Regions from separate parts of the Mus musculus genome. Here regions 1, 2 and 4 are each linked to region 3. Evidence: chromatin loops called from intact Hi-C (ENCODE). Cell type or tissue: heart. All regions are shown on one strand. Links, peaks and the distances in the headings refer to the core of each region. The heading gives the core; the rest is flanking DNA.

Region 1 (8,051 bases), core at 1,035-6,034, 50 kb before region 3:
CATCACGGTGGGGAAAACATGGGGGCAGAAGCTTGAGGTGGCGGCTTACCTTATGTCCGCAGCCAAGAAGCAGAGTGATGAATGCTGCTGCTGCTGCTGCTCCTTCTCCTCCTCCTTTTTCTTCTTTTCCTGCTTATTCTATTCAAGGCCTCAGTCCACAGAATGGAGCCACATTCAAGATGGGTTTTCCTTTTTTGAGTTAAACCTCCTTGGAATCTCCCTCACACCTATATCCACTACTTTAGTTCCTAGGTGATTCCAAACTTAGCAATGAAGATGAATCATCACCTGTGAGATTTTCTTTCTATTTAACTCTGCCCTTAAGGCAAAATGTTATACACATCTTTGTATCTGTGTCCAATAATTTCCTCAAGATAAGTTTCCTGAAGAAGGCTTCCTGGACCAAAGGTCACGTATTCGTGGGGATCCTCTGACTCACATCATAGATCACCCTCCTGGAAGTCATCCACATCCACCCATAGAGGACATGTGTTCACAGGTGTCCATGTGCCACCTTTACCCAGCGTGTCCACTTTCATCGGTGTGTCTCTCTTTCCTAAGGGTTAAACCACTGAGAGAACAAGGCAAAGGGTTGGGAATTGAGGCAATGGAAACAAGTGAAGTCAAAATTGTTTCTTTTTTTTTTAAAATATTTCTTTTATTTTGGGAAGAGTATAATAGAATTACATCATTTCCCCCGTCCCCTTTCTACCTCCAAACTCTCCGATATACCCTTCCTTGCTCTCTCTCAAATTCATGGCCTTACATTCCATCAATTGTAATTACATACACATTTGTATATACATATATTCCTAAACACACACTATGTCTCTGTCTCTCTCTGTCTCTGTCTTGCTCTCTGTCTATCTCTCTGTCTCTCTATCTGTCTGTCCTCTTACTTTGTATACTGTTACTTGGTTTTTTTTTTTTTTTTTGGATACCCAAGATATAAGATACAATTTGCTAAACACATGAAACTCAAGAAAAATGAAGACTGAAGTGTGGACACTATGCCCCTCCTTAGATTTGGGAACAAAACACCCATGGAAGGAGTTACAGAGACAAAGTTTGGAGCTGAGACGAAAGGATGGACCATCTAGAGACTGCCATATTCAGGGATCCACCCCATAATCACCTTCCAAACGCTGACACCACTGCATACACTAGCAAGATTTTATCGAAAGGACCCAGATGTAGCTGTCTCTTGTGAGACTATGCCGGGGCCTAGCAAACACAGAAGTGGATGCTCACAGTCAGCTATTGGATGGATCACAGGGCTCCCAATTGAGGAGCTAAAGAAAGTACCCAAGGAGCTAAAGGGATCTGCAACCCTATAGGTGGAACAACATTATGAACTAACCAGTACCCCGGAGCTCTTGACTCTAGCTGCATATGTATCAAAAGATGGCCTAGTCGGCCATCACTGGAAAGAGAGGCCCATTGGACACACAAACTGTATATGCCCCAGTACAGGGGAACGCCAGGGCCAAAAAAATGGGAATGGGTGGGTAGGGAAGTGGGGGGGAGGGTATGGGGGACTTTCGGGATAGCATTGGAAATGTAATTGAGGAAAATATGTAATAAAAAATATTTTAAAAATTGTTTCTTAATATCTCTCTCCCCCTCTCCCTCCCCCTCCCCCTCCCCCTCCCCCTCCCCCTCTCCCTCTCCCTCTCCCTCTCCCTCTCCCTCTCCCTCTCCCTCCCTCCCTCCCTTCCTCCCTCTCTCTCCTCTTCCCTCTCATGATTTGATTTTTTTAACTTTTAAACTCTAGCCTGTCTGGCTCCATCCTCAGCTCATCCACCCAGCTTTCCCTACCTGTTCTTCTTTTCTGTTATTGCCTCTGTGTATTGACAGAGTCTATTATTACTAAAATGCATTCCTTCGAGGCAAGGCATATCATTTATGTGTTTAGACTTGACTAGCAATGCCACCATATAACAGTGCTATACTGTGAAATCAAGAATGCTGAAATTACAGAGCCAAGTCTGTCAGCAGGAACAGTTTAATACAGTCTCCACGTGGTCTGCTGCCCTGGAAAACCACCACACTGTTCTGTAAGTCTGAAGCTGTACATTCCTGCCCACCCTGCTCCTAGGCTTCTTCCTTCCTAGCTCCTCCACTAGCTGTACACCGAGATGCCTTTGTTAACTGCGTTATAAAGGGGTACTATCCTTTGTCTACATTTTATGATCCATTCTTTGTTTTCCATGGCTCATTTGCTCCCTGATTGAGGGTCACACTCTCTCCCTAAAAATTTCACCCCTGGTTTAGGGTTGTTCATGCTTTTCCTTGCTGGCTAACATTTCACCTGGAATTCCTACTTGTTTTCCTGATCAAGAAGACTCACACACACGCACACATGCACACACACGCGCGTACACACACACACACACACACACACACACACACAGAAACAGAGAGAGAGAGACAGAGTGGGGGAGAAAGACAGAGAGAGGGAGAAAGACAGAGAGAGAGAGAGAGAGAGAGAGAGAGAGAGAGAGAGAGAGAGAACATGACCCTGCTAGAGTTAAATAAACACGGAACCAGGTACCATACGCTTGCCTGTCAAACTCATTTTATATGAGTTCTTCTGGCTGGCTAAAACACACAGACCTTTGCACCTGGACCTAACCACACCTAACAACTTTTGTCCTGACAACTCAGACCTTCATTGTCTACTTTTTAACCCTCTAGGAGACTAGCCACAACTGGATCACATACTAAAATTCTTTTTGGCCATACCTCCTCCAACACACATGTGAAAATCGCATTCTAAAGCAAAGGTAGAAAAACATCTGTTTTCAGAGTTTCACCTCAAGCACCTCAAGCCAGCTGTGCCACCCCTCCCCCCCACCCCACCCCGAACAAAAAACTAAACAAAAGAAAAACCCAAAAGCATCCGCGGTTGACAGGGACTGGACTTAAAACACAGATTCTGATTTTTACAGATCTTGATGATTTGGGTGGGTGTGGTGGTGCACGGTTTTTTTTTTTTTTTTTTTTTTTTTTTTGGGTTTTCGAGACAGGGTTTCTCTGTGTAGCCCTGGCTGTCCTGGAACTCACTCTGTAGACCAAGCTGGCCTCGAACTCAGAAATCCGCCTGCCTCTGCCTCCCGAGTGCTGGGATTAAAGGCGTGCGCCACCACGCCCGGCGGTGCACGGTTTTAATCCCAGCACTTCCATGCCTGGCAGGCAATCTCTGAATTCTGAGGCCCGCTTGGTGTTCAGAGCGGTTCCAGGCGGGCCAGGACTATTTAATAAGGCAGTGTCTCAAAACAAAACAAAAACCACAAACAAAAACGAACATCTTTTAGCAGCCTTTATTTTTCACGCTCAGCACAAAGGTGCACAGTGTCGCAGGGTCCAATGTCCAATCCTGGGACTGAAATCAGTGACTAAACATCAGCGCATCAGAGGGCTGGGACCGCGAGAGCACAGTAACTCGGAAGGTTTACCCAGCCCAGCCTCCCGCAGCCCCTCTCTCCCCTTGCACCCCGCGGCTTCTAACCCCGCCCCTGCCGAGACCCCGCCCCGATGCCGACGTCAGTTGTTATGTCTTGACTGGGGCCGCGGCTACAGCGGGTCCAGTGCTCTGGGGGCGACGGCCGCGGCCTGCAGAGGCGGCAGGGACGGTGGCCGCGGTTGGCGCGGCGCGTCCGCACGGGGCTGGGCACCGCGCGGCTACGCAGCTGACAGGAAGCCGCCCGGGAGAGCCGCGTTGGGGCCTAGCGTTATTTGCTTTTTCCTCTTTTTTTCCTCCCTTCACGACTGTCGTCTCGCGCTCCTCCTCAGCGGGAGCCGCCGCGACGCCCCCTCGCGGGCCGCGGGGCCTGATAGGCGCCGCCCGCGGGAACCTGGAGCTGCCGCCAGGCCTGGGCGGCCGCCGGGGCCTGAAGCCTGGGCGTTCGGCGCGGCGCTGCGGCGGTCACTCCAACCCGCGCTGGGCGCGCCGGGCCCCGGGCCTGGCCCAGCCGAGTACCGCGCCCTCTGGACCACTCAGTCCGGCCCCAACCGCCCTCCGCTGGCCCGCAGTCCCTCGGAGCTGCCTCCCGGTCACCCCAGGTGGGCTCTTGCCCTCTTCCAGCCGTCCGCAGCTCGATGGGTGGGGTGCGTTTGAACGTCCCCCCTTCTCCCTTTCTCAGCTCCTGACCGCAAGGCCAGAGCCGGGGCTCTCAGTCGCACGCACGCCGCGATCCACCTGCCTCCCCGCGGGGATGGCCCGCCGGTGACCGCCGCGCGCCCTCGCTGCCCTCGCCCAGGCTGCGCTCTGTCGCCCCGCACTCGATCCCCTTCCCTTGTCCACGGCGTCCCGGCTCCTGGCGACGCCAAGAGGGCGAAGATGTGGCTGAAGCTGTTTTTCTTGCTCCTGTATTTCCTGGTCCTGTTCGTCCTGGCCAGGTTTTTTGAGGCCATTGTGTGGTACGAGACTGGCATCTTTGCTACTCAGCTGGTGGATCCGGTGGCATTGAGCTTCAAGAAGCTGAAGACCATTCTGGAGTGTCGAGGGCTGGGCTACTCCGGGCTGCCGGAGAAGAAAGATGTTCGGGAGCTGGTGGAGAAGTCAGGCAAGTGCTGGGCTCCTGGAGGTCGCCTCCACTGTCCTGGCTCTTACCCACTCCCCAGAATTAGGCGGTCCCCAGAATGGTTAAACAGACTGCTCCAGAGAGCTGCCCAGGTCATCTTTGTCTACGTTTTCTAAATAAATATGTAAATCTCGGTTTGGAAAAGACAACTGTTAGGTGTATTGGTGTGTTCCAAAGGCTCTTTGGAAATGACAGTTTGAAAGTGTAGCTTTAAAAAAAAATCATTAAATTGAATCATTTGTCCCAGAATTCAGGAACGTCAGTTGAAATTGATTATAGAGAAAGGAAAAATTACAAAACATAGTCTGTAAATAGCAGCATCTGCATCCACAATAAAAACAAGCTACCAGGAGGGTAAAACATCATTAAAATAATAACAAAAGGCACGTGGACCTAAAGATTTACGTGTAAATTATGCATTTAATTATAGGTAAGGTGTACACAGTGCAATATTGCTTTTTATACTTTAGTGAACATTTTGTGTGGCTGTTGGCCTTGTTTAGAGTAAATATTTTCTTGCAGATTATACATTTTATTTTTGAATCTTGACTTACCTTTCTTGTCATGTGTCACAGGCATCTCTGCGTCACTTAATGGGTTGAGGAAAAGACTTGAAATAGTGCTGAAAGAATATTTAATGTAGCCGTTGATTTGGGGTAGGATTGGGTGGGGAAATACAGTTAACTTTAAAGTGTCTCCTTGTTTAGATAGTTTTCCTGAAAGAGGAATGTAAATTAAGAAAGGCCTTCTGAGGTGATGTAGGAAGCATTGGAAACTTATGATTATCTTGTTTTGTCCTTTCAAGTATATCATCAGCGGGGCCTTTTAGAAGACCATTTTTTCCCCCTTGGGTAGTACTATCTAGACAAATAGTGTGATAGGCAAGATGACAACGTTTATCAGTCTGACACTTACATACTTATAGCATAAGGGTTACAGAACTCATCTCGCCAGTGAGATAGAAGGAAGGAGTCCTTTGCGTAAGGGATACATTTTTCAAGTGGTTATTATTATTGCTCTTGTTTGCACCAGGTTTATGCTGCCATTGGTTGTTGGGGCTGGGGGGTGGGGTGGGGTGGGGGGAGTGGGTTAGCAATCTCATACAGTTATTTGATCACACAGGCTTTCCCCTTGGAGCTTTATGTTAGATATTTTGCTGCCATTTGAGCCTAAAATTGTTGTCATATGGAATGTACAAAGAATCCACACATAGCCTAAAGACTATACAACCAAAGTATGATTCAGATCACACATTTTAACAGCATAAGAACAACAAAAAACAGTCTTGGTATGGCAATTTAACTGTGAAACCTAAATGTTTGTTGTGGATGGTTTTGCTGTTTGGAATGGAACTGGAATATCACCATGTAATATTTAAGGCAAAGGTTAGATAATGTGACATGAATGGTTTGCTTTTTTATATTTAATTATACAAGAGCCACGTTTACACTGTAAACTTGTCTATGAATGTGGGGTTTGTTGTTCTGATAGGTAACATTCTTTCTCTCCCAGTCACATAAAAACCTTGTTGCCATTTATAAGCAGGCTGATAGCAAATTCTGTGAACCCTTTTCTAAACCTTTCGAGTAACAACATAAACCAAGCTTTGAAAAATCATGTGAAGCCTGTGCAGGCTTTATGTAAAATTAAATGATTACTAATTTGAGAGGATTTCTTTTTGGACTGATGTAATTAGTAATTTACTAACAAGCTATATGATGACCCCATTAGAATATATGCACTACTATAAGAGATGAATTGTTGTCTTTTTTTTCATTTTTTGCTGATGTATTCAAAAGCTATTGAATTTTGTAGAATAAAAATATAATAGTGTGCTTATTCATGATGTAAAATGGTATTAATCATTGAAGTTGAGAACATGGGATTTTTGAAACCTTACCAGGGTTTTTATTTTTTCCTTCAGGTGACTTGATGGAAGGTGAACTCTATTCTGCTCTTAAGGAAGAAGAGGCATCTGAGTCTGTTTCTAGTACCAATTTCAGTGGTGAAATGCATTTCTATGAGCTTGTGGAAGACACAAAAGATGGCATCTGGCTGGTTCAGGTAGAAAGGATGATAATACTTAAGAACCTTATTTATACCAAAATAGTATTTACCACTGAGTAACTCTTCTCTTGTATCCTCCTGTTTGCCTCCTAGGCAAAACTCAGTTCTCATAGGGTTTTTTAAACCGATGATAATGACAAATAGATGAGGAGCTGTGGCTCAGTTGGTGGAGTACTGAAGTGAAATGGAAGTGGTGTGCATGCATGAAATCCTGCCTCCAATCCCTAGCACCACCTAGGTCAGGCTATGGTGCCGCACACAGGAAATCACACACACAGGAAGCAGAAACAGGGACCCAGAGCTTCAGGGTCTTCCTTAGCTGCATAAGGAGTTCAAAGCCAGCCTAGGTAGGATACATGAGATCCTGTCTTTGAAAAAAAAAAAAAAAAAAAAGTAAAAAGTAAAGAGTGGAAAAGGAAAGATTGGGGAGAGGGGGAGGGTTGTCTTGAGAATCAACAGACAGAAATGTCTAGAAACACGTTCCTTATATTTAGCTCTAGTTTTTTAAACTTTCGTTTTGAGTTTATTAAGTTTATTAGTCCACATAGTTTTAGTTTGTAAGGGAAGAACACTAAAGTAAAGAAGTCTTTGCATTAGCGAAGCAGCCAACCTTGAATGGCAGGTGTGCTAACTGGCATAAAAACAAGTCAGCAAAGTAGTCAGCGTAGTAGCTGTACTGAGAGACCCATGGCACATGTATTTTTTTGCTTATGGTCATTAGATAGTTTTTATGATATCAAAACTGTGAGATTTAATTAGAATATTGGGAATTTCAAGTGGTAAAGGGCCTTAAATATTATCTTTAATAATTTTCATGGTGTGGATTATGGTAAGTAGATACACGTAACATTAATGTAACCTGGGCTGGAGAGATGGCTCAGTGGTTAAGAGCACTGACTGCTCTTCCAAGGGATCTGAGTTCAAATCTTAGCAACCACATGGTGGCTCACAACCATCTGTAATGAGATCTGATGCTCTCTTGTGGTGTGTCTGAAGACAGGTACAGTGTACTTACATATAATAAATAAATGTTACATATAATAAATAAATAAATCTTTGAAAAAAATTAATGTAACCATGTATATTGGAATAATGGGATACTGAACATGTAATGTCATCCTAAATATTACTTAGGAAAAAGCAAAGTTAATTTTTTAAAATCTGTATTCACTTGCAGTAACATAACAAGTAAACTTGAAGACTGAATGTGGCCAAAATTAAGAATGTAGTGTGTGGATGGCTGAAACTCAAGTCATATCAGACAGTTTCTGAAGCACTAAGATGAGAAGTAGGTTACTGAAGGTCCTGGGACTGCTCCGCAGTATTGCACTAGGATCAGATCCCAGGTTCTCTGATGCTTTTTCTTCCTTCAGACTAACTTTCTGTGTAATCATTGAC
Region 2 (8,051 bases), core at 1,200-6,199, 90 kb after region 3:
AGGCTTTACCTTGTATTCCTTCGTCCAGATACAAGTCTAGAAAGGCTAGGCTTGCACTAACAGTAAATGAACAGTCCCATGAACTCAACCTGAAATTCGCTTGCATTTAGCCTAGTAACTCCACCAGAAAAGACACCCTCCAAACCTTCAAGATCACTAAGCCCAGATGTAAACATGGCTTTAATTACTTGGTTCTTGCTTTAATCTCACTGAATGTAACTTGGTTATAGAGTTTTAAGATACATTTTTGTTAAATACAACATGTTCTCTAAACTTAATTACTTTTGCTACTCAACTAGGGAATGTAGAGATAAATGCTTGGAAAAAAGGAAGCAATTTGCACCTTACAAAATGATTGAGTTGTAAAAGTTTCTCAGCAAGGCAAAACCCGTAACAAAAATTTTCTTGAACTGAAATCCTAGAAGACACACTGCCAAAAATGGATTCAAGTCCTCCTGTCATTATTTAATAGCTAATTACAACAGCCTGGACCAAAGACTTGTCTGAAAGTGAAGCTCCTTCTCAAAGGCTTGGGGGGTGAGAGGGATGGAGATGAAAACAATAAGTTAAAGATCTTTAACTTTACATGTGAAATCCAACAGGCCCTTTGTCATAAAAGAAGGAAACCTAGGCTCCTGTCAACTTCCCAAGAACTAAGGACGATAAAGTTTAAATATTGTTCCCATTTAGATCAGATCAAATAAATGTACTACAATTTCTTTTTTAACTTGACAGGAAAAACAAAACAACAAGGAAAAAAACCACAACCATGATTGAAATCTGGTACACAAAGCCTGTATTAGGTAGAAAGGTAAAAGCCTAAAGCAAATAGGTTGGTCATCTGCATACACCTATCTCTAAAACTTGATTTGGTAAAATAAGTGGAATGGAGGAGAAAAGCTATGTTTCAGAGTATAAGCAGAAGCAGCATGGCACAACTCTGACCAAGCAGTATGATGGCTAAGGGGGACATCCCTGCAGGAAAACTCCCTGGATATGTTAATTTCTAAGGATGGGGTCCATAGACTACTAAAAACTCTGTCTTCCTAGATACAAGTTAACGTGGGATCAACAGCAAACAGTACTTTGTAGCCTAATGTGCTGCTCTAAGGACCAAATAAGAGTATATTTGTTAGTGATCACTATGATGCTTGCTGTGGTTAAGTGCCCAGTGGTCACTTTTAGAACATGTAGACAAGGCACATGGTGGAAACTCTGAAAACACATAACCAAGTAACCTTTTCCAATGATCCTCTCAAGACTCGTGATGGTGTAGGCATGCACTGTCAAGCCTGAGCTTAAATGAAGTGTTTCAGAAATCAACATTTAACTGACAATGGCTAAAACCTGCTTCCTTTAAGTAGTTTTCAAGAAAAGGGCAAAAACACAGAAGATTCCGAGGCATGTCCATTACTCAGGGTAGAAATAGTCTGTCCTGACAAGCTTCCTGGAAGTTATTATCACTATGGAGCCTTTGTTAGGAATCTTTTTTCAGCTGATTTTTGCACAAGGAGTCTTTGTGGGCACAATGGCTTCCTCACTGGTTATTTCCCTACTATTTTTTCACACCAATATTTGTATCACAGAGTAGGATTCATTCCTTTCAAAAGATCTAAGTGAAAAAGGTTCCAGAATGTGTTAACTGGTCATGCAAGTTCCATTTCTCCCCTTCCTTTCAAACACCCTATACGGGACAGCTCCACCCAAGGCTTCCATATATGGCTGTAGCCACACCAACCCATCCTCATTAACAACCGGGGACCTACTCCTGCCTCACTAACCATACCTCAGCAAATACCCACCACCAGAACAAGCCAAACAAAACTAAATAGATAAACACAACTAAGCTCCTTCCCTTACATTCACACTTCACTTCCAAGTTGTAAAGTTTAAAAAGTTGAATGAAGAAATAAAGAGGAACACCATCATCTGAAATCATCTTTTTTGAAAGCACTTTCAAGCTAGCCTTCAATGATTCTAATTGTCATCCACTTCTTTAACCTATTACTAATAAACAATACGCCTCCCGTTGGGGGCATAATCAGACTGTCCCAGGGGACCCAGCGCCTGCATTAATGAAGCATGTCTGAACAATCCTAAACCCATTATTAATCTCAGGCCACTGGAGCTCTAGGTCAAACACACCTTGACACTACACCCCATTTCAAAGACTTTCACGGTCTAGAGTTCTGTACCTTCTGATCACCTGCCAACTTTCTAGTGGCCCATTTCAGAAAAGGGAGGGAGGGGCGCTCAACTGTCCCGTTACCAAGGTAACTGAAAACCGTCTGACTGCCCAGCCCCCAGAAGACGGTTTTGTTTGTTTGTTTAGGGATTTTGTATTTTGTTTTAGTCTTTTTGTTTTTTACCTTCAAGTCTTTCTTAGTAACGTCGGTGTGGGAAACAGCTCGAATGGTCCCCGACAGCCAGGGCCACTCGGCAACGCGCTCCAAGTCCCAGTTGTCCTGGCCGCCTTCGTTGCCTTCGGCTGCGGACAGACTGAGGAATCGCTTCCCCACCAATACTGGCCAACTTTCTCCGAGCGTGAGCACCATGGTTTCCACGCCAGCAGGAAGGGCTCCTCCCTGCAGAAGGCACAAAAACAAAATGCGATGGGGGGCGGCCGAGGTCGGAGGCGGCCCGAAGAGACGAAGCGCCGACAGGGACCGGTGGAGTGACACCCCCGCAGGTGGACTCCGCGCCCCAAGCTGCCACCCGCGCCTCCCCAACCCCCCAGCACTCCCCCCCGCAAACACCCCCCCGAGTGCCGCGTGACCCTCTCGCCCCAACAACTTTCGCTTTTTCCAAACCTTTCAAAGCTGGACACTGAGAGAGAGAAGGGAGGACTGAGCCGCGGCGCCAGTGCTTTTGCCTAAGTGTTCGTCCCCTCGCCCTGTTAAAGAAAAGGCTCCCTCTTAGTGCCTAGGGCCCGTCTCAGCGACCGATCCCCGCCCCGAGCGGCCTCGGAGCCGCCGTGGACTCGCTCGCGACTCGACACTTGCCGCGCCCCCGCCCCCCGCTTCCGGGCCGCCGACTCGGGCGCACCCCCGCCCGTCCTGAGCCTTGAACCGAGAAGACGCGGCGACCGCCCGCGCGGGTCCTTCACCCTTCTCCCTCTGTCTCCCGCAGCCGAGGCCCGCGGAGCGCTTACCCCGCCTCCCGCCTCCCTGAGTCACCCACGACGGCGGCAACAGAGCCCAGCCGCCCAGCCGACTCTAGCTCTGACTTGGTTCAAGAGCTCTCTCTCACAAGACACGCACAGCCTCCCGGACCCGCCCCCTCGGAGCCGCTGCCACCGATGATTGGTTGAGTCGCGGGGGATAGGCGGGGCAGCCTAGGAAATTCTACGTTCCTATTGGTTATGCTGAAGAGGGCGGGGTGAGGAAAAAAAACAATTCCTTGGCTGCCTCCTCCCTTCCCCCCGCTCTCAGCAACGACTCGAAGCCGATCCCCCATTAAAGCGCGCAGAACGCGGTCGGTAGATCCCTCCGCCGCAGCTCCATTCTTCCATTTGTTGCCTCGCGCTATGCAAAAAAGTCCCGCCGAATCGGTTATCGACTTTGAGGCCAGAAAGAAAATCGCACAGGCTCACAGATAAGACTGAATGGGGAGACCCAGGATCATGAGCGCCTATTGGATTGCACTTGAAGCGCGTAGGCTGTCGAGCGAAGACCGACCTTCCACCAGGCGGAAGAATCTCACGGGAAAGGGGCGGGGGCGGTGCACAGCCTGCGGGGGAGGGACAGCACTGGGACGTGCGGTTTCAGGCGTACGCAGTTAGAGGGGGAGGAGCGACTAGGCTCTGGGGGCTCCTGCGCACGCGCCAGAAGGGGCGGACTCTTGGAGCTTGGGCTGATGGGTGAAATGGCCGCTGGAGGCGCAGGCGCACGTGGTACTGATCATGACTGTCTAGGTCCGCCATTTTGAAGGATAAATGAAGAAAGGCATTGAGTTGCTGGAAAACGATGTTCATTAAATCTAGAGGCAAACCATCTATTCAAAACTATGTGGGATGTAGGTTTTTTAAAAAGAAAATGTAAAGTGGATATAAGATTTTTGAAACAACAAAGAAATTGAGAAAGTAGATGGAGTTGATGATAAAAGTGATAATGAAAGAGGTGACTTTGAAAGACAAAGGAGAGAAAAGATGGTTTTATGGTTTGGACCAGAGGATTCTTGGTTGAATCAAAAAATGAAATGAATAACTGAAGACTTCTTTATGAAGCCTGGTGCTTAATCTAACATCACACTTAATCTTTATTATAAAATGAATGGAAATTTAGTTTTAATAGTGTGAAAATGAGAATTCAGAAAAAATTCAAAATGTATAAGGGAATGCTATACAATGCAAATTAGTACCAGATGTTTATTTTGAAAAATATTTGGTTTGAATGTATGACAACAGAATGTTAAAGATTAAATAATGCTGAAGTTGAATTAAACTGAATTGGATTTATTATATTCAAACCATTAAGAGGTGGGAAATGGAATGAAGGAACCTATCCACTTCATCAAAAGGCAGAAATGGAAACAAGAAAAACAAAAGGAAGAAGAAGAAATTATGGTTAAAAATAAAATGACAGGAATAAGTCCATTTATATTTACAATAAATATAAATGGGTTAATTTTATAAATAAACATGGAGAGGTACTTAGTATTTAAAAAAATTTTTTTGGCATAAGAAAAGTACAGCATAAGAAACTTGAAACTATTAGGGTAAAATTTTTATAAGACTAATCAAAGGAAAGCTACATTGGCATCTTGTACAGTTATACATTATTTAATACGAGGGATATATTCTGATAAAAGGTTGTTAGATGATTTCATTACATTGATAACATAGTGTCCTTACAGAAATTACCAAGTCACTGAGAAAAACTTATGGGATCACCACTGTATATATCACATGTCACTTGCCATAATGTTGTTATATGGTATATGACTAAGAGTAAAAGCATAAAAAGAAGAAATATATTAATAAAGGATTGGGTCTATAAAATACATTATTGAACTATTCAAACTGAAGATATGAACTAAGTTAATAGTACTAAACAAGAAAGTTTTGACAGCTTATAATCACAGTAAATGCTATAAATCCATTTATCTCAGAAATAAGCAGTTTAAATTTTTAAAATGAGAGAATGTGGAGGACTTAGATCACATAACACATAATTTGGAAAATAACAGGCATAAATTCTACTAAAACAAAAGACATTTTTGTTTTAGGCATAAATTCTACTAAAACACACACATGACTTTTCTGTTTTATTCATGATTCCAGAACCAAGAAAAGTTGGAGAGATATCCAGTGTACTTTATGAACTTACAAAGTCCTATTACTAAATCTGAACAACAACAACAAAAAAACAACAAAAAATACTTACATAGATGGAAAGTTCTTTTATTTAGTAGAGTTACTAGAAAACAATCATGGTTTTTGCTGTTAACTATAATCATTATATAAAATAATGGATTTTATTTGAACATTTTCATATGTAATCCATTTTAATAATATTCTTTCCCATATTACCCTCTCTTGTTTTTCATTGCATTCCTGATAGCCAGAGATGCCAGAAACATTAAAAGGACATTGAATGTTCATGAGCTTAAAACTTTTATAAGCTTCCTAGAAACCAGTGTGTGAGTATGTATATGAGTATGTGCCTGTGTGTATCTTGAGAAAACTGCTAACAAATATGGACTGGAAGAAAGGATAAGATCACTTATTTTAGTAGTCACATCCAGTGGATGTGGGAAGAAAAATGGAAATAATTTAAATGTACTTCAATTGGAAAATAAATAAATGAATAAAAAGAACAAGGCACGATGGCTCCTTTACCCACTGATCTCTGCACTTGGAAAGTGGAGGCAGGAGAATCAAGAATTCAGGACTAGCCTCAGGTATATAGGAGTTTAAAGCAGGTGAGGGTTATCTGCGACTCTGAAAAATTAACATCAAAAAAAGGAAAAGAAAAGATAGATAAAAGGAATAAATGGAATGTGACATATATTGAAGTTTCAGAGTACTTGAAAAAGAAAAAATTCTAGATGTACCAAAAGATTGCCAAAGCACTTTGGAAAAGAGTACTGCATTTGACATTATCATTACTTAACACACATATAAAAAAAAATTTTTTTTTTTGGTTTTTTTGAGACAGGATTTCTCTGTATAGCCCTGGCTGTCCTGGAACTCACTTTGTAGACCAGGCTGACCTCGAACTCAGAAATCTTCCTGCCTCTGCCTCCCGAGTGCTGGGATTAAAGGCATGCACCACCATGCTCAGCAATATAAAAATATTTTATATGGCCCACTAAATATATTAAAACTTGTAACACCAGCTACTGGTATATGAAGGCCCACATCAGAAGTCAGGGAACTAGTCAGTGGCAATCAGTATTATTTACAGTGTGATTTTTGTTTTTACATGTTAACTTTTCACTTTAAATTAGCAACTGTGATCAACACCACTGTCTCTATCCAGAGTACTTGCATCACCCCCAAAAGGAACCTTTGTACACATTAAACAGTCATTATTTTTAGCTGTCAAATCCTAGCAACCATTAGCTTGGCTTTTGTGCCTATAGAATGTCATATTTGGAAATTTCATATGAATAAAATCATGTAATATATGTATCTGTATACTCTCACTTAGCCAAATATTTTAAAGGTCTGTTCATGTTGTAGATTTATAATATTTATGGTCTTAATTATAATCCACTGTGTGGATAGGCCACATTTTGTTCATTCATTCATTAGATGATAGGCACTTCAGTTGTTTCTGCCTTCTTGATGCCACAAATAGTGTTGCTATGAATATTCACAAATACTTTTTTTATTGGTTATAGGTATTGGGTTTTTAATTTTTTTAAGTATAAAACCAGTGAAATTACTAGCTATAAGACAAAGTACATTTAATAAGCTATCTGTTAAAGTACATATGTAATTAGGTCTGTCAAGATTAGTAAAGGTGCTAATCACCAAGACTGAGGACCTGAATTCTAACCCCAGAACCCACACAAGAAAGGAGAGAACTGGCTCCTGGAAGCTGTCCTCTGACCTCCCACGTTCATGCACAGAAGTGGAATAGGGACATTACAAGTGGTGACACCATACCTGGCATTTTTAATTTTTTAAATTTCATTTTATAGTTGTTTGTTTGTTCGTGTGGAGTTCAGAGGATAACGTGTGGGTGTTAGTTCTTGCCTTCCACCATGTGGCTTCGGGGATCTAATTTGTCTATTCCGGCCTGGCAGCAAGTGTCTTTACTTGCTGGGCCACCTTGCCAAATTGCTCTTGGCATATTTATGTTGGTTCTTGGCATCAAGCTCAGGTCTTATTCCTTTCAAGGTAAACATTTTACCTACTGAGCTATCCTCTTGCCCCCCTCCTTCACTATCAGTCCAGATTCTGGCAAGGCAGTATGCTGAAGTAAGACACTTGAGGAGTAGAAAAAAGGGCACATTTACAGAGTGAGGGCTGGTATGAAGAGCCACAGAACAATGGATGAGATATATCCAAGGCTTGCCGTCCCAGGACTCATTACAAACCACAGCCTAGGACAAGAAGACGAGAGTTGCTACTGGAGCCTTGAAGAAGCAACTATGATCTCAGGAGTGTAAAATGCATCTGACAATGTGACCTCTAGAGGAGACATACTGTTAGTTAATCCTGGGCTCAGCAGGGAGAATCAACCTGAGAAAAAGTTCCCCAGTCTCTATCTCTGCCACCCTCCTATCTCCTTCCCAGTAAGAGGTCAATCTCTAGGCAGAGAAAGAAGAGGGGCAAAGAACTTCAGGGTACAGCATAGCCTTTGAATGAACCATAGAACAACTGAGCACACTTACTAAGTCAACTTCAATGAATCAAAGATCATTAGGATAAGAACACCTGAGTCTATAAAAACTGTTCATTGTGACTTAAAGGAATCCTGGACTCATATGCTTTTGCAATTCCTGTTGTAATTGACCTTGAATCTAATTCTGAAGAGTGACCTAGGGCTTACCCATCACAAACACATTGTAGGTTTGTTTCCAGCAGTGTGTTTCTTACC
Region 3 (8,051 bases), core at 2,043-7,042:
AGGACTCCAACCACCCAGGAAATAATTGCAATAACTGAGAAATGAAATTGCATGAACTGAAAAAGTTTTTGTATAACATTTTGACATTTCTATATAAGAATATATAAAGACCTCAAAAAAAAAAGTAGTTCAAGCAGCGTTTAATCCAAGTAATGGGAAGGGAGAGGGAGGCCAACCTCTCTGAATTCCAGGCAAGTCAGGGTTATACAGTGAGACTCTAACTCAACAAACAAAACCAGGAATCCAAAAAATTAAACACACACACCAAACCAAGGGAAAACAAACCACACCCAACTAACAAATGGGCAAATGAACTGAACACAGAGTTCTCACATAGGAGAAAAACATCAACATCCTTAGACATCAATGAACTGTAAATGAGAACTACACAGAGATTCCATCTCACACCAACTGGGAAGGCCTTCATCCAGAAAGCACACAAGTACCACAGTGGGACTACTTTTAGATTTATGCAGAGCAATCTAAGGCAGCCTCCCATAGAGATGCTTGTACGTCTATATTTAATGTAGCAACATTCAAACAGCTAGTTTACCCAGTCAGTAGATGTCCACCTATAGACCTCTGGACAAAGAAAATGTGCCATAGATGCTCAATCTAGTCTTACTCAGCCATAAAGAAAAGCAATATTAAATCATCTGCAGGGAAAATGTATAAAACTGGAGAAACCTCATCCTAAACAAACACAACCAATCAATCCAAACCGAACAATCTCTTCTAAAAAACAAAACCGAGAAAACCCCTGACTCTGAAACACAAGTATCACAATCTCCCTGTGTCTCTCTCTCTCACAGACAGACACACAGTCAGACAGACATAGCTCATAGAAAAATGGCAGTTTATAAATGTACAAGGAGAAGCCCTGTGTTTTATGAGGTGTTTAATTTTAATTGGGCATGTTTATTAGGTGAGCCAAAGGGGGCATTTGATTGCTGGACTTCAATACGTTGATATCTAGTAGTCAGTTTCAGGAGGAGTGAGTGGCCAAATGAGGGAATAGACCTTGGTGGCTAGCCTTACAAATGTCTAACGGTTTTTATGCAGAGGGAATGGGCGAGAAGGGCAACGCCTGACAGAGCTATGTTTGCCATGCTCAATCTGGCCAGAGTCTCTTCAGTGGGAAGGAAACCATGAGAGAGAGAGAGAGAGAGAGAGAGAGAGAGAGAGAGAGAGAGAGAGAGAGAGAGAGAGAGAGAGGACAGGAAAAGATAATGGGGTGAATATGAACAACTCTTGTGGTTCATTTACATGAAAACATAATAGTGAAGTCCCTCCTTTTGTAGAGTGAACATATTCTAACTTAGCCATGTAAAGGATCAGAAAATAAAATATATGTTCACAGATTAGCAACATTAAAATGTTTTCTGAGGTTTCATTTATTTAAATTTTATATGAATGGGTATTTTGCTTGTATTTATGTCTATGCACTACCTGCCTGCTTGGTACTCTGGAGTCCAGAGATGGCACCTGAATCCCTGGTACTGGAATGACAGATGGTTGTGAACCATCATGTGGGAGCTGAGAATTAAACCTGGGTCCTCTGGAAGAGCCACCAGCGCTCTGAGCGCCAGAGTCATCTCTCCAGCCCCCAACACACAATAGTTTCTGTTCATTGTTAGCAAGGAGTGGGAAGGTGGGGCGGGGGAGAAGGCATTCCGAGTACTAGTTATAGAAGTTCACAGTACTATAATGCATATGTGCAGGCTACCTGTATTCCAAATGAATCTAATGGTGATACTATGTCAAAGCCCTCGAAGAAAAGGTAGCATATCTTAACATTTCAGCACTTTCTACATTTTGAATTGCATTTAGTCAGGTAACAATGGAAATAATATCATACAGCAGGAAAATAATTAAATTATTATACATTTTCTTATAGACTCACATAGTTATAAATACTGACATTGATGAAAACTTATGTAGACAACTAAAGGAAACACGGAACACACACACACACACACACACACACACACACACACACACACACTCACACAAACATACATGCTACACTCCTAAATAAACATAAAATATTTAATGGGCTAAAAATGAGAATTTGGGAGGTAGGTAAGATTTAATATAGATTTTTTCCCACTTTAGAAACAAGACTTAAACATTTCAATTATATCAAATGAGAAAATTGTGAAAGTAGTCAAAGGCTAAGAAGGTTTGACACACTGTATCTATACATTTTTTTTCTCATTAACTTCTTGTCATTTGTTGACTCTACAATTTTGACAACTTCCCAAAGCTCTGCTATGAATCTCTTTTCCTTTCTTGGATGCTCCTAAACTTTAATCAGTGTAGTCTGTCTGTGTTTAGTGCTATTGCCTAGAACTTCTGAGAGTGAAATCAGGAGAGACTATCACATGTTCTCTCATTCCTCAGTTTTTAAAACAATTGATTTAAATTGACATAATACTCAAACACAAACATCCTAGAGTACCAAATGGCAGCTTTTAACCAAATACTTCCTTCTTCTTTGAATTTCTGCTTCTCATTTTAGTGTTTTTTTTCCCCCTTCTTCCCTGAAACTTATAATCCTTCATGCTAGTTGGACAGGCCTGTATTTTGGATGAGACTTCTGCATCAGTTATAATAACAGCTGAGGTGGGTCTCACCCTAAGGTCACTTCTTCCCGCAGTGTGTAGAAGTTAGATCCAGTTCTTCCTCCCAGCTCTATGTGCCCAGAAATAAAGACTCAGACTCAAAAATATTCACACATACCTTGGCCATATTGCTAGGCTCTCTTCTGAGTAGATCATAAATTAAAATAACCCAATTATTTTTAACACATATTCTGCCATGTGGCTGGTTACCTGTGCTCAGTTACTATGAAGCAGTTTGGTCACATCTTCCCAGGTGAATCTCCCCTGCCTGGCTCTATCCCAGAATTCCTTCTGCCTCCAGAATGTCCCACAGTCTATCCTACTCTTTCCTATATGCTATAGGTTTTTTCTTAATTGACATGTGATGCATCTATACAATGCATGAGACATTCTCTATAACAGTGACTTAGATTTATCCTGTAAATTTAATGGAACGTAGAAGGGCTGAAGACAATGTGGTCATCCCCTATGTGGGTCTTTCCAACTGAGCTTTTAACCAGAGTTGGGACTTGTTGTCTTGGGCTTCTCTTTGAGGCTACTGCTTGTGCTGGGGAGATTCTTCTGACCCTCCCTTTGTTGTGTTCGAGTACCCCGATATGAGAATACCTCTTATCTATAGTGTCTTTATGATCAGACTTTCTAAATTAAAAGAGGCAAGTTTGCTAAAAGCAAGGAGAATTAGTTGTTGGAGTGGTAGGAGGAAAGGGCTGGCTTGGTAGCAAATAAACAAATACTCTGAAAACAAACAAAAGTAAACAAACCCTCCCTCTGCATGAGAACAAAATAACAGGGTATCCAACCAGTTCAGAATAAACCAATGGACCATTGACAAAACACAAGGAAGGCCAAAGCTCAGAAGGAATTCAGCATCCACCTGAAGACGCAGCACAGCCAGGCACAGAACGCTTCATGTTCGTACCTGGTGCCCACCCGGGTGAAAGTGTGAATTAAAATGGGCAAAGTGGATGGCAGGTGCCATAAGTATGCCAGTTTAGTTCCTTTGTGTTTTAAAAGAGATTAGGAAACAAAAATCAGTAAAGGCCAAGGGAAGAGTCAGAGGAATGGATGTGGACAACATATCACATTCATGAATGAAATTCTCCAACAATAACATTTTAAAAATAATAAAGAAAATTAGGAGTCTGATTTCCTCTCCACCCAGCCAGTGGCCATATTACAATTTATAGAAAGCTATGATATGAAAGCCAGAACATATGCAGACTTAACTGTAAGATATACTAACTGGTTCCTTCCCAGAGGGAATAGACAATGGACCCAGGTTGCCTCTGTTCCATTAGAGAATATTTATGTTTATCATTAAAGTTTCAGTAAAGAAAATAGGGTTTTTTTTAAAAAAGATTTCCCCGGTGTTTGTTTTTTAAAGGTAAGATGAGGCTGTAGAAGTGGCTTCCTGTTCTTCCAGGGGCCCAAGTTTCCTTGCACAGTTCCTTGTCTATGAATCCATTTCTTTAATGTGTGCAGAATGCAAGTCTTTTGTTATCTCTTCTTTAAAAGTTAGTTTCAGCTGACTCGTGCAGGTCTGTTTAACCTTAATCTTACAAGCGAAACAAATGTTATAATCTGTTGAATCAATCCCTTCTTCTCCAGCTTCAGCATAAGATCACTGCTAGAACTTTTAAGACTTCCTACAAAGGGGAAAGAAGGCGATGTCAAGTTTTCGAGTAGGTGTGTAGATTTGCAGTCTGTGAGGTGACTACGGACCCAAAGAGAAACCCATCCACAAATATCTGGGAAGTGGTTGTAAATATGCGTGACAGCGTTGAGATATATATTTCTGGGCTAGCTGACAGGTTTTGGGTGTAGGCAATAAATATCTTAAGAGTTACTTCTATACTTCACTTAAGCTCCCTTATGAGCAATGGTGTCATCCACACTGTAGAACCCCACCCAACTTAACTCTGCGCCTGCGCCGCGCGCGTGCGTACTAGCCCTGCTGCCGCCGCGCCCTTCTCTGGGCGTCTGATTCCCTTCCTCCCAGCCCCGCCCAGGCGGCTGCCCGTGACCTGCCTGGGCGCAGGGAACGGAAAGTCGGAAGGGGTAAGAGGAGTTCAGTTCATCATGGGACTCTTTGGAAAAACCCAGGAGAAGCCTCCCAAAGAGCTGGTAAGGGCCAGCGACCGGGGAAGCTCCGCAGCGGAGGTGGGAACAGCCAGCTGCGCTCTCAGGCTGGCCCCTATTTCCGGGGCCTTCCACTCTGCCGAGGGGCCGAGGGAAGAGTTTAGGATTGGGATGTGAGGAGAAGCGCGCCTTGGCCGCTCGGCGTCCGACCCGGGTGTGTAGGGCCTGGTTAGGAGCACCTCGGCCTCGCCCCCAGGCGCTGGAGGCGCCACGCCGCCGGGCCCCGAGGAAGCACTCTCTCCCCTGCGCGCGGTGGTACGGGCCGCCCGGAACCTTTCTCCTGCGCAAGCCCCGCCCCCGCGCCGGCCTGCAGACCACCCGGAGGACTTGCCCTAGACCGGAAGGTTGTGTGCGGTGAACCGGGTCGGAGCCCCCAAAAAGTCCAGGCACCTGCCAGGCAGGTCCTTTTCTCGCTCTCCTCTGTGTGCAGGGAAGCCCGACTTGTGTTTATTCTAGAAGCTCAGTTCTCTCAGGCCCTACCCATAAGGATGCTACCGAAAACAGTTCGGATCCTACTCTGAATCCTTAGATCTGCCTATCAATTGAGTTATTTTAGAAACCAAGTATCAGCCGCCTAAGTTTGAGTCCTACTTTTAGACGTCTCGGCTCTCTGATCTCGAAAAACTTGTCCGAGACTTCTCCTATGTCAAGTAGGAAGAGTGCTACCGCAGTAATTGACCATTGAAGGATGTGAAGTTTGAGCTAGTAGTGGTAGTGAAGGTGCATTCTTTTTTTTGTTTTGTTTTTGTTTTTTTCGAGACAGGGTTTCTCTGTGTAGACCTGGCTGTCCTGGAACTCTCTTTGTAGACCAGGCTGGCCTCGAACTCAGAAATCCGCCTGCCTCTGCCTCCCAAGTGCTGGGATTAAAGGCATGCGCCACCACCGCCCAGCGTGAAGGTGCATTCTTTACACACCCAGCCTTATTACTGACCACCAGTAGTCGCACCAACAGTACCAGCTCCCAGCACATAGCACTTGTGGGGTCCCATTCCAGACCTACTAAATCAGATTTAAATTATGACTATCCCGAGTGGTTAGAATGTGCCTTGACCTTTGAGAAGCACTGTTTCTACAGCACTCAAACTTGTCCTTCTAAACCTTTAGTTCACTTATGGAAGTGTAGCTGTCAAGCCAGTCTAATTAACGTTGCCATTTTCCGGTGCGTGTTCTTTTTTTTTTTTTTTTTTAAGAGGGGTACTTTACTAGAGGAGAAATTGACATTACATTCTTAGCAATGACACTTATTATTTAAAATAATGGAAACGTTAAACGAGTAATGTACATACCAGGCATAAGTTTAAATAGTAATAAGACTGTTTTCTTTAGACTATCTCAACTTATGGATGACAAAGCTAAAGCCACACACTAGTAATGATTTACTTATCTTCAAGAAGAGTATACAAATACCACAAAATGGTCTACATAATGTTCTGAAGTGAAATTGTATGCTTGTCTCATTTAAGTTCCACATGTTCAGTTTTATACGAGAGAGCAAAATGTAACAGGTGAATGAAAGTTCTTAATAAGAAAAGGTTTTAAGAGATGCAGTGTGGCCTGCAGTTCAGCTGCTTGGTCATTTTCAGGACATTCCTGAAAGCAAGAGTTCAAGGGCAGACTAGACAGTGGCTCAGAAAGCAAAGATTTTTCGGGAAAGTCTGGGTGTTGTAGTTTCTGAGACATTACCATGCATTCGTTTTAAAAATTTAATCCCCACATTAAAAATGAAAGTAACATTGTAAAAGTAAAGACTTTAGAGTTGGCTGTTCATCATCCTGCAAGGTCTGTGTCTTGCCCTTAACTTTTTCCGGTGTGTTATTTTATGTGAAATGGAAGTTGGATGTAAACTTGATGAGATCCAAGTTAAACTAATTTAGCAAGAATGTCTGGGCGCGTGGTGGCGCACACCTTTAATCCCAGCACTCGGGAGGCAGAGGCAGGCAGATTTCTGAGTTTGAGGCCAGCCTGGTCTACAAAGTGAATTCCAGGACAGCCAGGGCTATACAGAGAAACCCTGTCTCGAAAAAAAAAAAAAAAGTCTCACAAGGAAGTGTGAACTTCGTACTATGTACATGTTAAAAAATAGTTCTGGGTGTGTACTGGCTAGTTTTGTGTCAACTTGACACAGGCTGGAGTTATCACAGAGAAAGGAGATCCAGCTGCAAGGCATTTTCTCAATTAGTGATCAAGGGGGAAAGGCCCCTTGTGGGTGGAACCATCTCTGGGCTGGTAGTCTTGATTCTATAAGAGAGCAGGCTGAGCAAGCCGGGGAAGCAAGCCAGTAAAGAACATCCCTCCATGGCCTCTGCATCAGCTCCTGCTTCCTGACCTGCTTGAGTTCCAGTCCTGACTTCCTTTGGTGATGAACAGCAATGTGGAAGTGTAAGCCTAATAAACCCTTTCCTCCCCAACTTGCTTCTTGGTCATGATGTTTTGTGCAGGAATAGCAACCCTGACTAAGACAGGGTGGAAATGAAAGAGATCACCAGTCTGTGTCTGGGCAAGGCAAACTTCTGTTATGGATCAGGAAGGTGTGCTCAGAAGAGTCAACTTACAGAGACAGCAAGTACACCTGGTTTTTATTCTTACTCAGGTGGTAACTGTGCCTTTTCCACACTGATTGGGGTCTGACCTCACAGTCTTATTCACTCAGCTTGCTTGAAAAGAATTGCCACACCAGAAATGAAGAAAGGGGGTGTGTGTGTCACTGCTCCATCTAATTCCTGGAGAGCAGTAGGAGGCCTTTGTATAAACAAGGGTGTTGGGATGGGAGTTTGAAACATTTGTATAAAAAGTCTTGTAAGGTGGGGAAGACTAAAAGATTTGAATTCCTTCTAAACACAAATTTAATATTTCTTTAATATTATTACTAATAATATAAGTAATAAATTATAATAAAATTATAACTAATAAAGTAAGACTATTTCTAGCATATTATGTTGGGCATATGATAAGTAGTTTCATTTTGTTTGTTTGTAGAGAGGTTCTTGTTCTGTGTGCTGTATGGTTTCTGTCAACTTCACACAAACCTAGACATATCTGGGTGGAGGGAATCGAAATTTGGGAATTGCCTTAGGCAAGTCTGTGGGGTATTGTAATGATGGATGTGGGAGGGCCTGGCTGTCTGGGCTATGCCACCCCTGGACAAGTGGTCCTGAGTGGTCCTCAATGGTCTCTGTTGCAGTTCCCACCTCTAGGTCTCTTGACCTCTGATGCATTACAACTGCAAGCTGAAATGTACCCTTTTCTTCCCCAAGTTGCTTTTGGTCATGATGTTTATCACAGCAGTAG
Region 4 (8,051 bases), core at 1,952-6,951, 280 kb after region 3:
AAAACAATAAGCTGAGGAGCCACAGAAGACACTCAATGCCAACCTCAAGCTTCCACGTGCACGTGTGCTGGCATGCACACTCCCTCATACATGTGCACACACAAAAGAAAGTGAAAGCAAAACAAGAGCATAAACAGATCCTCCAAGGAGGAGAGCCCACTTTGGGTAGGACAAACAACCCCTTGGTGCTGAAACAAATACAGCTGTGGGAACGGCAGGTTCAGGCTGGCCAGAGGCTGTGCATGGCTTCCCAACCGTGGCAGAAATGCCTGGCAACAGCCAGAGATGGAGCAGAGACATATGAACTGAAGGCTGTCCTCCTTATCAGTCCTTTTCCCTAAGACCACATGCAGATCAGAATCAACCTCAGTGTACTTCTCTAGTACATACTATCCACCTCTAGTGTGAGACTGAAGAACATACTGAAAATGTTCCGTGAGATGGAAAGTCCTATGACTGGAATTTGGTGATGGTTTTGTTACTAAACTAGCTGCACAAAAATGAGTATTTCCGAGCTAGGGAAATGGCTTGGTGTTCAAGTGCTTCCTATGCCTGAGTCTGCAGCCATGAATTCATGTACAAAGCTGAGCATATTCCAACACTGGGTAGGGAGAGACAGGCAGATTCTTGGGGTTTGTTGCCCAGCCAGCCTAGCCTAATGGGTGAGTGCCACATCCCAGAGAAACCTACCACACCAACCCCAGTAGAATCTGTATGACAAGTTCCACAGACTGAGGCGAAACTTCAAAAGAAGGAGGCCTCCTGGAACCGGGTGTGGATCTCTTGTCCAGAACAACATATTGAGCCGTAGTTCTCATGGCAACTTATCTGTTTTGTTTTCTCCTATTCCTTCTCTTATTTACAACATGTTCCTGGTGGCCTAGACTACGATCTTAAGCAAGAATAATGGGTAAGAAACCATCCCTTGAAATGGGGTCACTAACATGACCTTATCTCTGGGGAAACCAATGCTTTACTTTATAAATCATTTACAAAATTATAAAATAGTATTATGATAGATAAAAACTTTCCCAACAGCTGGGCAGTGGTGGCGCATGCCTTTAATCCCAATACTTGGGAGGTAAAGGCAGGCGGATTTCTGAGTTCAAGGCCAGCCTGGTCTACAGAGTGAGAGTAGAAAAACCCTGTCAAAAAACAAAACAAAACAAAACAAAACAAAACAAACAAACAAACAAAAAACCCAAAAAACTTCCCCAACAATAAAATTTCATATGGCTACAAGTGTGTCATTGGAGGTGGCTTTGGTATATGGTAAAGAAAGACTTAAATAAAAAGAATTAAAATAGTTTAAATTTACACATTGAAAATTTATTTTAAAAAATCAAGCATTAGATGTTAAACAATAATTGACCATAAAGATTTATTAACCTGCTCTCAGAAATATGCCACTAGCCTTGGATGACTGCTCCACTGAATATATCCTTTCAGAGTTGTAATGCTTGGATGGTTTCTATTATTAACAATGTTACCTGTTCTGTTTGTGATTCAGAGTTTGCGTGATTTTTGTGCTTTACTGAGCCAAATGATAATGATGGTATTTGTAATTGCTTCACTGAACACATCTAAGAGTTGTAATATTTGGGTTTTTTTTTTTTAATGTATAAAAACCCCTGCCTGAGACCTGCAAAATGCACTCAGATTCAAACTGCCTCTGTGTTTGTTTCTGTTTGTCCCCGCAAAATCCTTACCCACTTAGCTTTCCGGGACCCTCATTCCAGGGACCGCCATACCCGACTGGGGTGGTCTGTGGCAGAAACCCAGGCTCTAAAAGAAGGATTACTCCTGAGAGCAATCTCAGACATGTGCCTGCATGCACACACATGTGTATATGCCCACATATACAAACATTGCCACAAATACAAATATACTAAATTGTATTTCAATGAAGTTAGCTTTAAGAAAAACAAAAAACAAACAAACAAACAAAAAAAAAAAAAAAGGAAAGGCCAAGCCTGGCATGTTGGTAATATGCTAGTAAGTTCCGTGTGCAAGAGGCTAAAGCAGACCAGAGTTCACATCTAGCATGGGCTACAGGAAATGCTATCTCAAAAAGACAGACACCAGCAACAATTTGATCTGGGTGTAGGGTCCTATGCCTGCAACCTCAGCACTCCAGAGACAAGGGCAAGAGAATCCCAAGTACCAGACCGACATGACTATTAATACAGCATGTTCCTGGTTAACCTGGGCTGCATAGTGAGACCTTTCCTCAAAGCAACAACAAAAGCTCTACCAAGTTGCATCTACCTAATCTGATGCAAGACTTAGACCACTCCACTGTCTTCTCTACTGATCTCACCAAACAAATGGGGCAGTGTGGTGAGTAAGGGACAGGTTTGAGCCAGACTAGTATTCATTTCAGCTCCTACTAACGAGTGGTGTGAACAGGAACAACTTCCTTAACCTCTCTATGCTCATTTCCTCAACTTTAAATTAGCTAATTATGGAGAGGATTACATGAGATAATATACTAAAATGATTAAGAGGCCTAAGCTTGAAGAAAACATCGAAACAATGCTAACACCAGATAAAGATGTGCTGAAGAAAAGCAGGTTTGGGAGTCCAAGCACCTAAAATCTCAGCATGTGGAAGCTAAGGAGGACTGAGAGTTTAAGACCAGACTGGGCTCCATAATGAGGCCTTGTCTCATTAAAAAAAAAAAAAAAAAGAATTTAAAGGTTGTGATGGTGGTGGTAGTGGTGGTAGAGGAGGAGGAAGAAGAGTAGGAAGAGGGTTAGAGAGATGGCTTAGCAGTTAAAAGCACCAACTGCTCTTCCAAAGGTCCTGAATTCAATTCCCAGCAACTACATAGTGGCTCACAACCACCTGTAATGGGATCTTCAGGTGTGTCTGAAGAGAGCGACAGTGTACTTACATAAATAAAATTTTTAAATCTTAAAAAAGAAAAGAAGATACAGCAGTCAGAAATCAAAAGGGTTCACACACACACACACTGGAGTAAATAAAAACCAGACATTACACTAGACATATTGTATATAAATTAATGTAAAGTTCAAAACTAGACAAAATATGCTTTTGAGAGATGAAGGTATAGTTGCTCAAGTGGCTATGGGAATAATGACCGGGGCAATGCACGGGGTGGAAAGGGGCTTGGCTTGAACTGGTGTTAGTTACACGTATGTCCCCTAATATAAACTTTTTATATACACATTTCATAACTCACAAAAGTTCCATTTTTAAGCTCTAATACCTGGAAATTTTATATGGTTACTTTTTTCCCTCTTGGTCCTCTGCCTATTTTTCCACAAATGTTATCTCTACAGTATAAGTTGTGTGCAAGTCGCTTACTGATCACCCCTATCATACTTGAGTACTTTTAATTTCCTATCTGGTTCTGCCTTCACTCCTAAAGCCCGCCCCGCTACCATCAGAGGGGTGTACTTCAAAACGAATTTGACCAGGCTCCTGGTAATTACACACGGTTCTCAAGGAGACCAGATACTCGATGCTTTACACACTTGTTTAACCCACAGGTAGGAGGAAGCCCCATTTTACCGCTAGAGAACCAAAATACTCAGAGAAATTATATGACTCTCAAGGTCAAAGTTGAGAGAGGTGGTTGAACCTCTAAATCAGATTTTTTAAAAAAGCGGACTTTTGGGTGTCACCCTCACCTCCTCTACCTCAGTCTCGGGTGTGCTTCCTAGGGCAGGGTGGATCCAGTGAACGCGGGTCATGGGCACTACACTGTGCAAGGTATCGCGCAGCAAACCTCCGACCTCAAGTCATCTTGTTTTTCTTTCCTCGTTAACATCCAAACTAAATTCCCACTCCCTCCCGCGCCGACCCTCTTCTCAGTGAAGCTGTCAATAGAACACTGACCTGAGGCAGCTCTCACGGCGCCCGTGAAGATGGAAGCCGCCATCTTGCAGCCTGCCTACGGTGGCCGCAGTGGACTCAAAGTTACAAAGCAAAAGGATAAGAAACGTGGAGGAGGCGGAACTAAAGGGAACAGGCGTGGCCAAGGTTGAGCTCTTTGAACCTTGCCTTTCTGCCCTAAACCACCGTCTTCTTAATTACTTATTTTGCCTTTATGTTTGGGTTCGCGCACGACCCTGCGTGCTTATGGGGGTTAGAGAAAAACTTGCAGGAGTTGGTACTGTCTAAACTTTTGTTTGTTTGCTTTTGTTTTGTTTGAGACAGGTTTTGGGGGTTTTGTTTGTTTGTTTGTTGTTGTGTGTTTTGTTTTGTTTTGTTTTGTTTTAGATTTATGTATGTAGCCCTGGTTGACCTGGAACTAGCTCTATAGACCTAAGCTGGCCTCGAACTCACAGAGACCCGCTGCTGGGATTAAAAGTGAGAGCTACACTCCTCCCCTATACCCCAACTCAACTTCCCCATTTTTGAGACAAGGTCTTCCAAGATCCCGAAGGTGACTTGGGACTCCTGTACTCCAAGTGACCTTACTGCCAGTATAGATATGATAACAAGGATTACAGGCTCTGCTGCTGAGCCAGCATGGATTGTGTAAAGACACTTAAAACGAAAATAAAAAAGCAAAAATTAAGGTGAAAAGGGAAGAGAAAAGTCCAAAATAACAAGAAAAACAAACACCCCACAAATCTCATTTAGAGAGTGGCGGTTCAATTTTTGGCTTCAGGACTCTTACACTCTATTGAGGAACTAGTAGTGGTGGCTACACCTAGGGTAACAGCTCCATAGCAGGTTGAGGCTTGAAGACCTCAGAAAATTATTGAAAATTCAAAGAGCTTTAACTTATATGGTTATATCTACTGGTATTTGTTATACTAAAACTTAAAATTGGGAAAAATAGGGGGCTGGAGAGATGGCTCAACTTTTAAGAGCACTGACTGCTCTTCCGAAGGTCCTGAGTTCAAATCCCAGCAACCACATGGTTGCTTACAATCATCTGTAATGAAATCTGATGCCCTCTTCTGGGGCTGTCTGAAGACAATTACAGTGTACTTATATATAATAATAAATAAATCTTGAAAAAAAAAAACTCAGTTGTCTTTTTCCTACTGCTGCTACAAAAACTATGACAAACTCAGTGACTTAAATGCCATAAATTCACTATCAGAGTTTTGTAGGCCAGAAATCTAAGATAAATTCCAAGGACTAAAAATCAAGTTATACTAAGGCTGTGATTCTTCTGGAAGCTCTAGAAGAGAAGTCCTTTCTCTTGCTTTTTTCCAGTTTCTAGAAAATGTCTGAAATCCTTGGCTCATGAACACTTTTGTATTTATTTATTTATTTATTTATTTATTGTTTTGCTGCATAAACATCCACAGGCTAGAAGAAGGCATCATATCCCCTTCTGGTTGTGAGTCACCATGTGTCATTGTAAGTCCTCATGTGGTTTCTGGAAATTGAACTCAGGACCTCTGGAAGAGCAGCAAGTGCTCTTAACCGCTGAGCCATCTCTCCAGCCCCTAGTTTTGTATTTTGCAAAGACAGTGTCTTATTCCTCCCATCCTCCTTCAATCTTATAATCATACTTGACCTACCCAGATAATAAAAAGTGGTATTCTCATCTCAAAAATACTATATATTTAGTACTGGGAATTGAACTCATGACTCCTACATGCTAAGAATGCCTGCAATAACTGAGCTACAAAAAATTCTTCTTCTGGCTTTTGTTTGTTTGGTTTTTGTTGACATGTTCTCACTCTGTAGCCCTGGCCAGCCTGAGACAATCTGTGTAGACCAGGCTGTCCTTGAACTTAGAGATCTTTTTGCTTCTGCCTCCTTCGTAGTAGGATTGACAGACTCTTATATCCACAGAATGTTTTTTTCTTATAAGGTACCATATCCAAAGAGATTAGAAGAAAGAAGACATCCTGAGGGTCTGGTTGTTTTGCTTACCACACATGATTAAAATAGCAATCATAAATCCACTAATGTTAAACAAAACTAATAACTGTGAGAAATCTAAGGTCCAGCATAAAAAACAAATACATAAAAGAGCCCATTTATACATGGTGATCCATGCCTGTAATCACAGTATTTGATAACTTGAGGCAGGACAACTTGCCTCTAGTTAAAGGCCTGTCTGGGCAAGAGTGAGACCTTATTTATTAAAACAAATAAAACAAGAAAAGCATCAAAAACCTAAAAATCCCTGAGTTATGAAATTTGCTTCTACATTCAATTTCTTGTGATATTAATAAATCAAGTAATCTCTGTACAATTATGTGATTACCAGAATAAAAAGGCAAATAATAATTTACCATTACAACAATAATTTTCAGTTTATGAGCTCCTCTGTATGAGTCCCAGGACTCCCCACGGGTTACCTCAATCACATTTTAAAAACACTCAAGACATTTATACTTGCTTCTCCGAGACATGGGCTGTGTAATTGGGTAGTGAGTCTGAAACACTGTTGTCATGTCAGTCTGCCACCTACCTACGGTGGCCATTTGGAGTCCAAAATCATCCATATATGGTAAAGTCCATATATAGTAAAAGGTCAATGATATGTCCATAAAGGCTCTTTTGAAACTACTAATTAAGCCTGGTAGTGGTAGCAGCTGCATCATACATCTTTGATCTCAGCACTAGGGAGGCAGAGACAGGCTGATCTCTGAGTTCCAGGCTAGCCTGGTCTATAGAGTGAGTTCCAGGATACAGAACTACACAGAGGTACACAGAGAAATTGTCTCAAAAACAAACAAACAAACAACAAAAACCCCTACTAATTATTGTGTGTGTGGATATGCGTGAGGATTAACTTTTTAGTGTGAGGGATACACACACACACATGTATATATACATACATACATACATACACACACACACACACACACACACACACACACATATGCATGCATGGGACTAATTCTGGGATTCCATTCCCCTTACTCTGTTGATGCAGGGTCACTTGATGTTTCTGTTGCTGTGCTACATATTTGAGCCTATCTGGTCCAAGAACTTTCAGGCTCTTGTCTGCTTCTCATCTCACTCACCACAAGAATTCTGGGTTTGCAGGTGGATACCCCACATTTGGCTTCTCCCGTGGTTCAATCTTGCACAGCTAGGGCTCTTATTAGGATCCATCTGCCAGCATAGTTAAAGGTAGTTTGATTGGCAAAGGAGTCACTGTACCTTCTTAAATAGGGAAATTATGTGACACAAATTTTCCAAATGATGTTAGTATAATCCTGGTAACATTTTGTTATTTTTGGTTGTTCATTTTTTTTTTTTTTGGTCCTGCCTCTGCCTCTTGAATGCTGGGATTATATGTTTGTGCCATCACTCCCAAATCTAGTCACATTTTAAAACAAACAAACAAACAACAACAAAAAAAAACCCTAGGAGTTTTAGGGAGTAGGGATTAACTTGTCTGGCATTAAGTTTTTTCATAAAACATATTGTGGTTTTTGTGTGTGGTGTGTTTGGTGTGCATGTATATATTATTATGTTAAAATGTGCAAATGTGTGTGTGTGGTTCATGTGTGGAGTTTAGTGGTCAGTTTTCAGGAGTTGGTTTTCTCTTTCCATTGTATGGGATTCTAGGATCAAACATTCAAGTTTAGTGACAAGTGCCTTTACTCACTGAGCCATCTTACTTTAAAATATGCATAGATATATAGGTGTATATGTACTATTATTTACATGTATACATGTGTATACCACATTCGAGGATGCCCTCTGAGGCTAGAAGAGCATATCAGAGTCCCTGGAACTGTTCTTTCAAGTTGTTGGGGGACACTGCATCTAGACTCTGAAAGTTGAACTCAGGGAAGGCTGGAAAGATGGCTCCTCCAGAGGACCAGGACTATCTGTAACTCCAACTCCAGGGGATCTGACACCTTTGCATACACATAAATGCATACAAAACACCAATGCATATAAAATAAAAAAATAAATTCTATTTATAAAAAAGAAAACTGAACTCAGGTTCCTTGCAAGAGTGATAGGTTTTGTGACCTAGTTTGCTTGTCCTGGTTTGCTTGATGTTCCTGTGATAAAACACCGACCAAAACCAATTTGGAAAGGATTTATTTGGCTTAATAAATCCATGTTATGATAGATCATTGAGGAAA

Evidence for each region. Hi-C counts contacts between places; a loop is a spot of excess contacts. Peaks named below come from ENCODE experiments on the same cell type or tissue, not always from the same donor. Only the 100,000 strongest peaks of a DNase experiment are listed, where the experiment ranks them.
Region 1: a loop joins it to region 3, with 7 times the contacts of the local background. A loop is called at or near these places in 11 of 42 quality-filtered maps.
Region 2: it touches region 3 in a loop (4-fold over the local background); 4 of 42 quality-filtered maps call a loop at or near these places.
Region 4: it touches region 3 in a loop (2.4-fold over the local background); 2 of 42 quality-filtered maps call a loop at or near these places.

The regions. Positions count from the first base shown.
Region 1 is chr6:71,490,321-71,498,371 of GRCm38, forward strand. It overlaps Rnf103 (ring finger protein 103), which reads left to right and starts at 3,557. Exons shown (of 4, transcript NM_009543.3): 1 at 3,557-4,568; 2 at 6,511-6,650. The coding sequence starts at 4,343. In heart, for the core only: a CTCF peak has its summit at 3,796; DNase peaks (open chromatin) are centred at 3,531 and 4,091; H3K4me3 peaks cover 3,238 bases; H3K27ac peaks cover 1,784 bases.
Region 2 is chr6:71,629,687-71,637,737 of GRCm38, forward strand. Kdm3a (lysine (K)-specific demethylase 3A) reads right to left here and starts at 3,231. Exons shown (of 27, transcript NM_001038695.3): 1 at 3,152-3,231; 2 at 2,811-2,893; 3 at 2,370-2,585. The coding sequence starts at 2,555. In heart, for the core only: a CTCF peak has its summit at 3,864; DNase peaks (open chromatin) are centred at 2,725, 3,345 and 3,815; H3K4me3 peaks cover 2,690 bases; H3K27ac peaks cover 2,564 bases.
Region 3 is chr6:71,539,286-71,547,336 of GRCm38, forward strand. It overlaps Chmp3 (charged multivesicular body protein 3), which reads left to right and starts at 4,567. Exons shown (of 6, transcript NM_025783.4): 1 at 4,567-4,748. The coding sequence starts at 4,704. In heart, for the core only: no CTCF peak of the experiment used is centred there; DNase peaks (open chromatin) are centred at 4,596 and 4,966; H3K4me3 peaks cover 2,036 bases; H3K27ac peaks cover 2,012 bases.
Region 4 is chr6:71,819,852-71,827,902 of GRCm38, forward strand. Mrpl35 (mitochondrial ribosomal protein L35) reads right to left here and starts at 3,933. Exons shown (of 4, transcript NM_025430.3): 1 at 3,865-3,933. The coding sequence starts at 3,907. In heart, for the core only: no CTCF peak of the experiment used is centred there; a DNase peak (open chromatin) is centred at 3,930; H3K4me3 peaks cover 1,401 bases; H3K27ac peaks cover 1,313 bases.